Regions from separate parts of the Homo sapiens genome. Here all the other regions are linked to region 3. A link is a contact called in ENCODE Hi-C data. All regions are on one chromosome and are shown on one strand. Each heading gives the region's core, a stretch centred on a gene start or an enhancer-like site at or near the end of the contact. The rest is flanking DNA. Distances are from core to core; before and after follow the strand shown. Region 1 holds the start of CD274 (CD274 molecule). Region 2 holds the start of PDCD1LG2 (programmed cell death 1 ligand 2). Region 3 holds the start of UHRF2 (ubiquitin like with PHD and ring finger domains 2).

Region 1 (3,913 bases), core at 1,414-3,913, 960 kb after region 3:
TGCCAGTGTTAGGTACCTATTTTTTTATTTCTTTCCTTTCCGTCTATCCTGTAGATGTGGAATAGCGATGGCATTCAGGCCTGTGAGGTCACATTTGCTAAAATGGGGCTGCAGCATCTATCAGACTATCTTTTCCTTGGGCCAGAGTTAACTGTACAGTTATAAAATATTACTTATAAAATATAAATATTACTTATAAAATATTTTATAACTGTACAGTTATAAAATATTAATGTGATATTTTATGATTATTGTATTATAAACACAAATTCACTTACTAGGCAGAAGAAAACTTAAAATACCCCTAATGCCAAGCAAAGCATTATAACCATATGGGAATAAAACAAAGGGACATTAAATCTAGTCATGGATTACAACTAATTTTGCCAATGTTTATGGCCTACTCTGGTGGAGTTCTTGTCCTTTAATGAATTTGGTTGAAATTTTTAGGAGTAATAAAGGCTTCCTGGAGGGTGATGGATTAGATCCAATATTTACTTAATTTCTTATCAAACCCTCTCTTCCACAGCTCCATTTCCTTGGGGTGCAGCTGTCATTAGTGAGGGACGAAAAGGCAGAATACAAAGATCATGTAAATACACACATGTTCTTTAACCTCTAAACCTCATATCAGGGCAGTTGGTCTAAGAGAAGAAGACTGACATCTTCTTCAGGTAAGAATTATGACCATATGTGAATTCCCATATCCGAATGGAGACATTTAAAGAGCAATGAAATGTAAACTGGGGAAGAAGTGATGGCTCATTCAGGTTGGGGAAGTGGGTTTGTCCCTGGGGGAAGCCCAGTATAACACTATGGAACTAATACTACTTCTCTATCTTCCAAGGGTAGGATGGGTAGGAGGATGAGATAGAGAAAAAGTTAAGCAGCCAGGAGCAGTGGCTCATGCCTGTAATCCCAGCACTTTGGGAGGCCGAGGCAGGCGGATCACCTGAGGTCAGGAGTTCGAGATCAGCCTGGCCAATATGGTGAAACCCCATTTCTACTAAAAATACAAAAATTAGCTGGGCGTGGTGGCAGGTGCCTGTAGTCCCAGCTACTCGGGAGGCTGAGGCAGGAGAATCACTTGAACCCGGGAGGCAGTGAGCTGAGATTGCACCACTGCACTCCAGCATGGGCAACAGAGTGAGACTCTGTCTCAAAAAAAAAAAAAAAAAGACAAAAAAAACCGGTTAAACTTCCTTTCTCAAAAGTAGGAGCAAGAGGCCTGCATGGTGGCTCCCGCCAGTAATCCCAGGACTTCTGGAGCCTGAGGAGGGAGGATCGCCTGAGGCTAGGAGTTCGAGAACAGCCTGGGCAACATAACAAGAGCCCCATCTCTACAAAAACAAAAAAAAAATTCTTAAGTAGGATCAAAGATTAAGACAGTTGATTTATTAAACCTCTACTAAGTGACCAAACTTTATTAAACTCCATGAAACCCCATGCCCAACCTCCTTCTCAGTCACACTGAGACACTCTTGTACATTTTCCACATGGGGTTTCAATTCCCCACAGTATTTCTGTGACTTCCTTGAAGACCACACTCTAACTGCTGTCATGTGGCCTCTGCCTACCTACTTTTACTGAGAAAGGCTAAGTTTTTCTTCAGAGTATCATAGTTCTCCTTAAATACTGTTGACGACTGTCATTGTCAACTGATACATCCTTTCTGGAAAGCATTTTCAGTTTTCTTCAAAAGGCCTTTAAAATATTCAGGCTCTTTGACTAAGTAGTTACACTTCTAAGTTTACTTGAAGGAAACAATCAGCAATATTCCAGAGATATATATGCAATGAGTTCAGTGAATGGCTAAGACAGAACCACTGTAAATAACCTTTATACCCAACAGTGAGGAATTAATTTCATTTAGTTACCCAATCTAATCGAATGCAGCAATGAAAACATTTTTTAGAAGGTTATTTAATTCATAGAAAAGCATCCACAGTAAATTTTTTTCAAGTATTAAAAAAAGAGGTAGAACAATGGTACTTTTACTCCTTGTGTTATAAGACAAACCCAGACTGAACTTTGACATAGGCCAAGGTCAATGTGTCTAAGAAATGTTTTATTATACTATTTTTATTCTTAGGCTCCTCCATTCCTCTTTTAGGACTCCTTTGGGTTCTCAGAATGGACAGAGCAAATAAATTCCGTTCAGGGATCCTGGACCTGCTTAGCGCAGGAAGAGACTTACTTAGATGCTGCAGCTGGGATAACTTACACAAGTCATGTTACTAGCAAGCAGCTGGCGGTGGACTTGGACCCGTGTCCAGACCTCCAGCCTAGCATCAGAGCTATATTCTGAACACACAGTCGCATAAGAATGACTACCTATCCTATACTACCTATCTTATTTATTTTTAGAGGTATAAATTATTTTTAGAGCAAAACTGAATCGCGCCTGGAGGAAGGCCAGATGCATTGCCTGTTCTTATTAACCCCAACAGGTAATTGGCTCTACTGCCCCCTAGACCATCGCGTTCCCTTTCCCTTCTCCTCTCTCCATCCCAAAGAAAGGGTGTAGAGACCCTCCGTCCTAAAGTGCCCAGCGAGCTAGCCAGAGATACTGGGCCGTGGGCACCCGCGGAGGAACAACGCTCCCTACCTGCAGGCGGACAGAAGCGCGGCTGGTGCGGAGCCTCGGGAAGCTGCGCAGAACTGGGGCCGCGCGGGACGCGCCAGCTGCTCAGCGTTGCGCCAGGCCCGGAGGCGGGGTCCCGCCCACCTCTGCCCAAGGCAGCAAATCCAGTTTGCCGGGCGTTGGACTTTCCTGACCTTCGGTGAAATCGGCGGAAGCTTTCAGTTTAGGTATCTAGTGTTGGTGTCCTAGGAATAAAGCTGTGTATAGAAATGAAACAGAAAGTGAAACATGTCAGTCCAGTTTTCTTGTAAATGAGATTTTCACCGGGAAGAGTTTCGAAGATTAAAGCAAATCCACATTTAGTATGTTATTAATAAAAAAAGAAATTTACAACAAGCCAACATCTGAACGCACCTTGATTTTACCTTCAGAGGGGTAAGAGCTTAAGGTTACCCCTTAACCTTTATCAGAAAGGCGTCCCCCTTTCTGATAAAAGCCTCTTCAAGGTGACTGAACATCTTGACATAACTTGATATAACTCTACAACATATAAAAAGTCAGCAGCAGACCCATATGGCTTTGGTTTTTATTCTAGAAAGTAGGTGTGTGTGTGTGTGTATGGGTGTATAATAGGAAATATATTTTTAAATCGTGGATTCTGTGACTTCCTCAAAGTTCCTCGACATAATGAAACTTCATTTGCTTTGTCATTAAAAGAACTTCCCATCCCGAGCTACATCTTTTAAGAATGCTCAGGGTCCCTGATATTCTGCCACCCTAAGGATTAAGGCTGCGGAAGCCTATTCTAGGTGAGGGTTAAGAAAGCCCTTTTGAAAGCTTTGGGTTAGTGAATGGGCCCAAGATGACAGACGATGGTGTCATAATTTACTTAAGTATTATCCCGCGCTGAACTTCTAGGTGCTCTCTTTTCTCGAACTCCTTGACCTCAAGTGATCCGCCAAAGTGCTGATATTACAGGCTTGAGCCACCGTGCCTGTGTGCTCCCTTTTCTTTTTTTTCTCTTTTTCTAAATTGAGAAATTGGACTCTTCGTTGTTTGCCTTTCCTTCTTATTCATTTCAACTGCAGTTCAAAATACTGCATAATGAATGAATATTGAGATAGCCCTTGCATTGGTTATGACATTTGCTTCCAAAATAAGAATTTTCACATTCTGATTGTATCACAGATTTTTATTTTTATCTGGGAAATTATTGAGGCTGACACTGCCTTGATTTGGCAGGAGCATGGAGTTCTCTTTGGCCCCAATAAAATTGCAATAGGGTTTGGGCCCAGCTCAGATGTTCCTTCTTTCAAATCACTTTTGAGG
Region 2 (3,634 bases), core at 389-2,888, 900 kb after region 3:
ATTAGCATGTGGAATTAAAATGACACACAACAATCTACTGGTTGCTGTCCAATGTATTGTAAAGCAAATAAACTCTGAAGCATGACCCATAATACTGTCTCTACCATCTCCTTTTTCAAATCAACCTCAAACTTCCCCCTGTCCATTACACGAACATTTCATTTCTGGTGATTCTCCTGACATTTCATCAAATAAATCCATTCAACAATTCGGCAAGCACCCACTAAGCACCTATGTGTATTGCCAGGTACTGCACTAGGAACTTGGGACTCAGAGAACCTTAAAGGTGTGCTTCTTGCCTGTGAGGAGCTCCAGTTCAATGGAAAAGCTCACCAACAGGAGAAATCTGGGGAGAAGACACCCTGAAGCAGCAGACAACAAAGAGCCTGATGATGGGGAGACCTCAAATAATGAAGGCAAATAGATCAGGTTCCAGTGGCAAGAGCAGCAGGACCAGGATTGTTCATCCACTCACAGAATCTTAGGCTTGGAAAGGAGCTTGGAGGACATCCAGGCCAACTCCGTATTTGACCCTGATACAACTGTCTCATTACTGCTCACACTGAATATTTTTACTCTGCATTTTGTCAATTTAGGTCTCTCATTCCCTGCCCCTCAGAGCCATAGTATTTTTGGGTTAAAAGTCCTGATTAGTTGGTAATCTCACTCAGGCTTAGCCTCTCCACCTCCATCCCCTCCACATGAACCCATTGCCTTTGCTCTTCTACTCAGTGCATCCAGGCGGTGAGCAATCAATAGCAATTATTTCAGTTCTGTTTAATTTTTCTACCTTTTCGCTGATCATTTTATATGGAAAGAATAAGCCTTTCCATAGTCCCCAAATCATGCTTTTGTTCAATAATGATTACCTCTATAAGTTATTAAGATAATAGTTTTGGGTTTTTTGTTTTTGTTCCCCCTCCACCAACAGCTGCCTCTTAGGCATAGCTTGTAAACAAAGGCCAGCCTGGAGGGATCACCGTCTGCTAAATGGATAATCACAAACAGATGTCAGTCATAGGAAAACAGATTTTTAAGTTCTTCACCATTAAGCCTCCGAAAACTCTAAGCTGAGAGACAATCTTAAGAATAGTTATATTATTTTACAGTGCACATATTTGGTGCAGAAAATATCTCACCTTATAAAACTGAGCAACAAGAACAATATGCATAGGAACAAGTGAGAGAAATCTGGGGCAGGAGGACATTAGCTTATTTGTGCCCCTCAGCACAATTTCTGAGGCAGAATGTCTCTTGCCTCAAATGGTGTGGAGAGAAGGTAGGCCACCCTTCCCCCACCCTGGCAGCCTCATCATGGTCCACAACATAATAGTATGAGAGTATCTCAACCCACTCGTTACTCACATGAGGACTTGCCACAGCTCCACAAGTAAAGATGCAAAAGTAAACAACAAAAAACAGTTGCTGTTTGTGTTAGATTTCCTTATAGTAGCCACCAAAATGAACAGCCAAAAGGAAAAACAAAACAATCAACATGCAGTAGCTCCAACCCAGGATTCTTTCTAGCTGGGACATATGAGGATGGGTAACAAAAAAGCACTCAAAATTTGGCGTTAAGATATATTCAAGAGAAGAAAAGTTGTTCATTCAGCTTAAGGTTTGCCGTAACATGAGAGTGAGTCAAACCAGAACTAGTTCTGAGGAACTGACGAAAGCCTGGCTTATTTGGAAAGTTTTGGTTTTGCTTTTAGCAGTTTGTCTGTGAATGGGATTGCATTCCTGATTTGGCTCTTGGCTTAGCTATGGTTGGTGTTTAGGAATACTAGTGATTTTTGTATGTTCATGTGGGATCCTGAAACTTTCTGAAGTTTATCAGCTTAAGGAGCTTTTGGGCTGAGACTGTGGGATTTTCTAGATATAAAATTATGTCATCTGCAAACATGGGTAGTTTGACTTCCTCTCTTCCTTCTTGGATGCCTTTTCTTTCTTTCTCTTGCCTGATTGCTCTGGCCAGGACTTCCAATAGTATGGTGAATAGGAGTGGTGAGAGAAGGCAGCCTTGTCTTGTGCCGGTTTTCAAGGGGCATCCTTCCAGCTTTTGCCTATTCAGTGTGATGTTGGCTGTGGGTTCATCATAGATGGCTCTTATTATTTTGAGGTATGTTCCTTCAATACCTGGTTTGTTGAGAGTCTTTTTTTTAACATACCTTGAGAGTTTTTAATACCCTTTTATTCCCTCTCTTTCCCCTATTCTTATATGTGCTCCAGCTTCCCCATTGTCCCTGGAGCACATTTAGGAATAGGGGAAAGGGATGGAATGAAGAATACCAGCATGTCTTAGTGCTGTGCCAGGAAATTGACTCATTTCCTAGGGCTTCTGTAACACATGACCTCAAGTCCTTGGCATTCCCTGACTTATAGTTGTATCACTCCAATCTCTGCCTCCATCTTCAAATGACATTCTTTTCTGTGTGTATCTCTACATTCCTCTCCTCTTATGAGGATACCATCCGTTTGATTAGTGCCCACCCTAATGCAGTATGACCTCATTTAGACTACATCTGCGTAGACCCTACTTCCAAATATAGTCACATTCTGAGGTCCTCAGTAGACATGAATTTGGGGGGAACATTATTCAACTAACCTCACTTCATTTCATAGTGCCTCATTTCATTCTCAGTGCAATGTGTGGTTTAGAGTTAGACCCATTTTACACATGAGAAAACAGGACCAAGATCAAACAATGTTTCCTTAGTTGCATGGCTGAATTTGAACTCGGACCTCAGTGGCCCCACTATACCTTCAGGCTTGTGATTGGTGAGATTAAAACCACATGGCAAGAAAAGGCAAACTTGAATATAGGCCTGAATGATCAATCCTTCTCCTGCTGCCTCCCGCCCTTTTCCTTGTGCTTATAGGGGTAGGACCAGCAGAGATGTGGGGCTGAACACTCAGACAGAGGATGTTTTTAAGAAAACATCTCTCCTTGCCTGTCCTCTAAGCCTTCCCTGCCTCCTTGTTTCTTCTACAAAAGCAAGGATCTCCTTTCCTCCTCCTTGTCCTGCATCCTCTTTTCGTCCCATCGCTTGAACAAGAAGTACTTTAAGAAGTACTACGAAGCTGTGTAGTACCTACAGATGGGAGTGGCTGCCTAGACGGCAAGAGTTGGGACTGTGTCTGTGGGACCCGTGCTTCCTCTGGGGATCTGCTTCTACACCCACGGCTCCAGGCATGTGGTTTCCTTAGGAGTTGCCATTCTCTTACCTGACCCTCTGTTCCTGGCCACAGTGACTGGCTGAGGAATGGACATATGTCCCCTGTGTGGCTTTGAGTTTTAGTATCTATGGAAAACACACCTCACCTACCAGAGTTCCTGTCCTTCTTTAGGAGTGAGGTGCACTCACCACAGTTTCCTTTCCTCTCTCTTGGGTAGCCTTTCTCCAGGCTTGGCCTGCCTCTCCTCTTCACACTTTCCTTTGGGCAGTTCAGCTCTGCTTTGCCACAGTTTAGGGCATCCTGAAGCAAAGGAAGGCCCAGGTATATTCACAGCAAGGCCAAATGAAACTCAAGCTAGTGTCTCAGCACATTAGCCTGCCTCATAAATCTATATGTCTAGAGAAAATAATGGAGGGTTACAAACCAAAGTGTTAATAAAGGCATTTCTGGGTGGAGG
Region 3 (3,966 bases), core at 232-2,731:
AAAGAGCTACACTTATTTAAAACCACAGGATTGGAGCCAAACTGTGGTCTATCAACTCAGGATGCCAACTTTTTAGTGTATTAACAACAACATGAAGACAAAGAAAAATACGATGGGTCTGAGTGGCTAGGGATATAGATTGTAAGAGACTTGTGGAATAGGAAAAAAACTTAGACTGGCCAGACCATAAAAATACCAGAGATGCCCACAGACAGCCTTCAAGTATGCACCGCTGGCTATGCTGCAGTGCTATGCTTAAAGCGTGAACGACATGAGTATTAGAAGGCGAGAAGTAAGAAAAGCAAACAGTCTTACACTCCTTTTCACTTCGGGAATAAAACTCTTGGCTTATATAGGGCATTCGTAAACCCGGCCCCCGGTTAAACCGACAGTTTCTTCATGCCCAGGTCTCTAACCTCCCTCGAGACATTCCAAACCTAGGAAAGGCGGCGAGGGAGAGGGACCAGAAGTTCTGGAAACCCTTCGAATCTTCAGTTTGCGCGAATCCTACCACAGTCAGGAAGCAGAGTTAGGGTTCTTATTCTTGAGAGCTCAATGCCCGAGTTTCCCCTGTTTGAGAGCCGAAGACGCGGAAGAGCCGCGGAAGCCAGGCGAACGCTCAGCCGGGTTAGCCAGCTCTCCGGGTCTCCCGCGCGGTGGCATGGCCGCCAGAGCCCTCTGCCCTCCCCGCCCTCTGGGGGCCCCAGGCCCCGCCGAGCGCGGGAAGCGAGGGACCTGGGCACCCAGTGCCTACGGCCGCTGTCCTACCAAATACAAACGGCGAGATATTTGCGCTCCGGACGCCCTCACTTCTGACCCCGCGCGGCGCACCTCCAGTTGGGGCTGGCAGGGACCCACTCCCCACCATTCGGCGGGACTGGGCCCCGCACCCCGCGCCTCGCGGGGGCTGCCCACCCGCAGCGGAGCCAGGTGAGCCCTGCGCGCGCGGCGCACAGAGCCCTCGGACCGGTGCGTCCAGAGGAGCCCAGCTGTTCCGGCCCCCAGCCTCGCTAGGGGCGCGGCGGGCGCGCCTCACCTGCTTGCCCCGGTAGAAGAGGCGCTGGCATTCGGGCCGCACGTCGAACAGCGCCCACACCCGCTCGCGCAGCTCCTCAATCGTGGCTTTGCGAGACACGTCCTCAATGGTGCACGTCTTGGAGCCATCAATGGTGCGAACCTGTATCCACATCTTGGCGCCTAGAGAGGAACCGGTCCCCTTTGTCTCCCCCTGAGCTCTGGGCGCCGCGCCCCGCCCGGCCCGCGCCGCTTTCCCTGCGGCTCGGGCCCTCAGCGGCAGGCGGGCGAGCGCGCCCACCGGACCGACCGGACGCCGGGCCCGACAGGCGGCGACGACTCTCAGCGCGCGCGCCCGACTAGCCGACTTGAGGAGAGACGACCGGAACCACTCTGAGGCGCTGCCGCAGACACCGCCTCAAAGATAGGAAGAGGCCATGTCTGCGCCGCGCAGAGTGTTTACTTATAGAGCTGGAGCTCCCACATGGAGGTCACGGCGCCAAGCCGGATCTCGCGAGATCCACGCCGGGCTCCGCCTTAAAGAGGAAGCGGCCCGGGAGAGGGTTACAGACCCGAGGGAACGAAAATGGGCAGGCGCGGAGAGGGCGGGTCGGAGGGGCGGGGCTACCAAAAGCCGTTACTTGCCCCACCGCCTGCACCTGGCCACTGGGCACGCCCTCTAGCCTTTGGGTTTCGGAAGATTGCGCGGCTACCACATCGGTTGCCGTTTTGAGGCCTCGTTTCAGAGCTGAGGGGGCGGGTGCCTCCTCAGGCTTAGCGGATATGGTTCTTTGGTCTCAAAAACACACCAAAAATAAGAAACCCTGGCGTGCACTTGTATAATCCTGGAAAGGGGGCGCGGGTGGGTGCGGCCTAAACTTCCGAGAAAGAACTGAAGGAAATGTGTGCGCTCCACCGCGCTCAACAGGAAAGCTCCCGCCACGCGGCCTGGCGGGTCGGGTCGCCCGGGAAAGGCCCCGGGGGCCCTCCTGCTTCGCGAACACGTTTCCCGCCTGGCCGCAATGCTACTTTCGCGCGGAAACCCACTTCCGAGGGTTTCCCGTCGCCTGGCGGAGGCGGCAGCTCCAGGCCTATCCTCAGGCCGCGGGTCCCGCTGGGATCGCCCTCTCTGGCTTGCAGCGCTCCCAGCCGGCCCTCCGGCCTTGGAGAAGTCGGGGCAGCTGCCCGAAAGGCCGCTCTCTAACTCCGGACATTTCCGTTCGTAGACTTTCCGCGTTAGGGGTGCCTTTGGCCTAAGGGATTGCGGGTTTGCGGGAAACAGTTTTAAATAATGCAGAGCTACGCGCCTCCGAAGAAAGAACTCCAAAGACCCTACTAGGATTAAACCCTCAGAAGTGGGCCCAACGCAGCACTACCTAACAGGGCTTCCCCCACCCCCCACCCCGCCTTCTTAATCCTTCCCTGCTACAGCTGGGGAGTCGGGGTGGGGGTGAGTGGGTTTATTTTATTTTATTTATTATGTATGTATGTATGTATGTATGTATGTATTTAGAGACGGAATCTCTCTCTGTCGCCCAGGCTGGAGTGCAGTGGCGCGATCTCGGCTCACTGCAAGCTCCGCCTCCCGGGTTCACGCCATTCTCCTGCCTCAGCCTCCCTGGGGTAGCTGGGACTACAGGCGCCCGCCACCGCGCCCGGCTAATAGTCTCGATCTCCTGACCTCGTGATCCACCCGCCTCGGCCTTCCAAAGTGCTGGGATTACAGGCGTGAGCCACCGCGCCCGGCCAAGTGGGTTTATTTTAAATGAAAATATGTCTTCTCAAGAAGGGAGAGAGGATATAAACGTAAACAAAACAAGACAACTTGGACTTCACATTTGCCAAAATCGGTAACTTAAATATTCACATAGGTGCTAATTATTCCCATAAAGGTACAGTACCATTTTTTTGTAATAAACTAATAAACAGCTAAAATAATTACAAGCACAGACAAATCCAGTAGTATATCATGAAAAAGAAGAGAAAGGCCGGGCGCAGTGGCTCAGGCCTGTAATCTCAGCGCTTTGGGAGGCCGAGGTGGGCGGATCACTTGAGGTCAGGAGTTCCAGACCAGCCTGGCCAACATGGTGAAACCCCATCTCTACTAAAAATATTAAAAAACTAGCTGAGCATGGTGGCAGTTGCCTGTAGTCCCAGCTACTCGGGAGGCTGAGGCAGGAGAATTGCTTGAACCCGGGAGGCGGAGGCTGCAGTGAGCTGAGATCACGCCACTGCACTACAGCCTGGGCGATAGAGTGAGACTCCATCTCAAAAAAAAAGAGAAAAAAAAGATGGCCCAACACAGAAGAGACAGAAAAAATTAACTGCACATACATATTTTGGGTTTCTGCCCCTGTGAAAATTTCAGTCACCTAGAACCTCTAAATATAATTCACTTGTCTACCCCTATTTTAATTAAAGCAAATATTGAGTATTTATTACATATGTAAATGAGATGATATTTAGGTTGGTGCAAAAGTCATTGGGGTTTTGCCATTTCTTTCGGTGGCAAAAACCACAATTACATTTGCACCAACCAAATCTACCTAAAGCACACTTACTACCTACCTCAATAAGGCGAAACTATTTATTATAAGGTTATGCTATTTACTATTATAACGTTATACTATGGCTTTGTGGAGTTACGTTAGGATTTTTTTTTTAGTTACCTCTCACAAAACAAATTACAATCTAGTTGAGATAAGATTTAACAAAAATAAAATATTAAAGAATAACTTAGTACTAAACACTGATGTTGGCGCAAACCATGATTACAGATGAGAGGAGAACTAGAATGATTAAGAAAAGGGGAACTAGAATGATCTGGAAGCTTAAAAATAACTGTACAACTTGACACGAGTTATGTGATACATTGTAGTAGGAGGCAGCATTTAAATGTTCAGTTCATGGATTGAGATAGACCGGAATTATAATCCCAGTTTTACTGCTTGC

What was found. A loop is a pair of places that touch in the nucleus more often than their neighbours do. Pooled maps may share reads with other maps.
Region 1: a map with no recorded cell type shows a loop between it and region 3 (23-fold over the local background). The contact joins the promoter of CD274 here to the promoter of UHRF2 in region 3. A Hi-C loop is called at or near these places in 5 of 37 single-sample maps with no recorded cell type and 11 of 50 pooled maps.
Region 2: a loop to region 3 is called in a pooled map, with 4 times the contacts of the local background. The contact joins the promoter of PDCD1LG2 here to the promoter of UHRF2 in region 3. A Hi-C loop is called at or near these places in 2 of 37 single-sample maps with no recorded cell type and 4 of 50 pooled maps.

The regions. Positions count from the first base shown.
Region 1 is chr9:5,449,292-5,453,204 of GRCh38, reverse strand. CD274 (CD274 molecule) reads right to left here and starts at 2,663. Exons shown (of 7, transcript NM_014143.4): 1 at 2,609-2,663. RefSeq lists enhancers at 2,387-2,546, 2,837-2,886.
Region 2 is chr9:5,508,535-5,512,168 of GRCh38, reverse strand. It overlaps PDCD1LG2 (programmed cell death 1 ligand 2), which reads right to left and starts at 1,638. Exons shown (of 7, transcript NM_025239.4): 1 at 1,366-1,638. All of the region lies in intron 2 of INCR1 (interferon stimulated noncoding RNA 1), which reads left to right. RefSeq lists enhancers at 1,540-1,589, 1,750-1,809, 1,870-1,949, 1,891-3,090.
Region 3 is chr9:6,410,714-6,414,679 of GRCh38, reverse strand. It overlaps UHRF2 (ubiquitin like with PHD and ring finger domains 2), which reads right to left and starts at 1,481. Exons shown (of 16, transcript NM_152896.3): 1 at 1,037-1,481. The coding sequence starts at 1,189. RefSeq lists silencers at 664-1,093, 1,164-1,343, 1,624-1,763.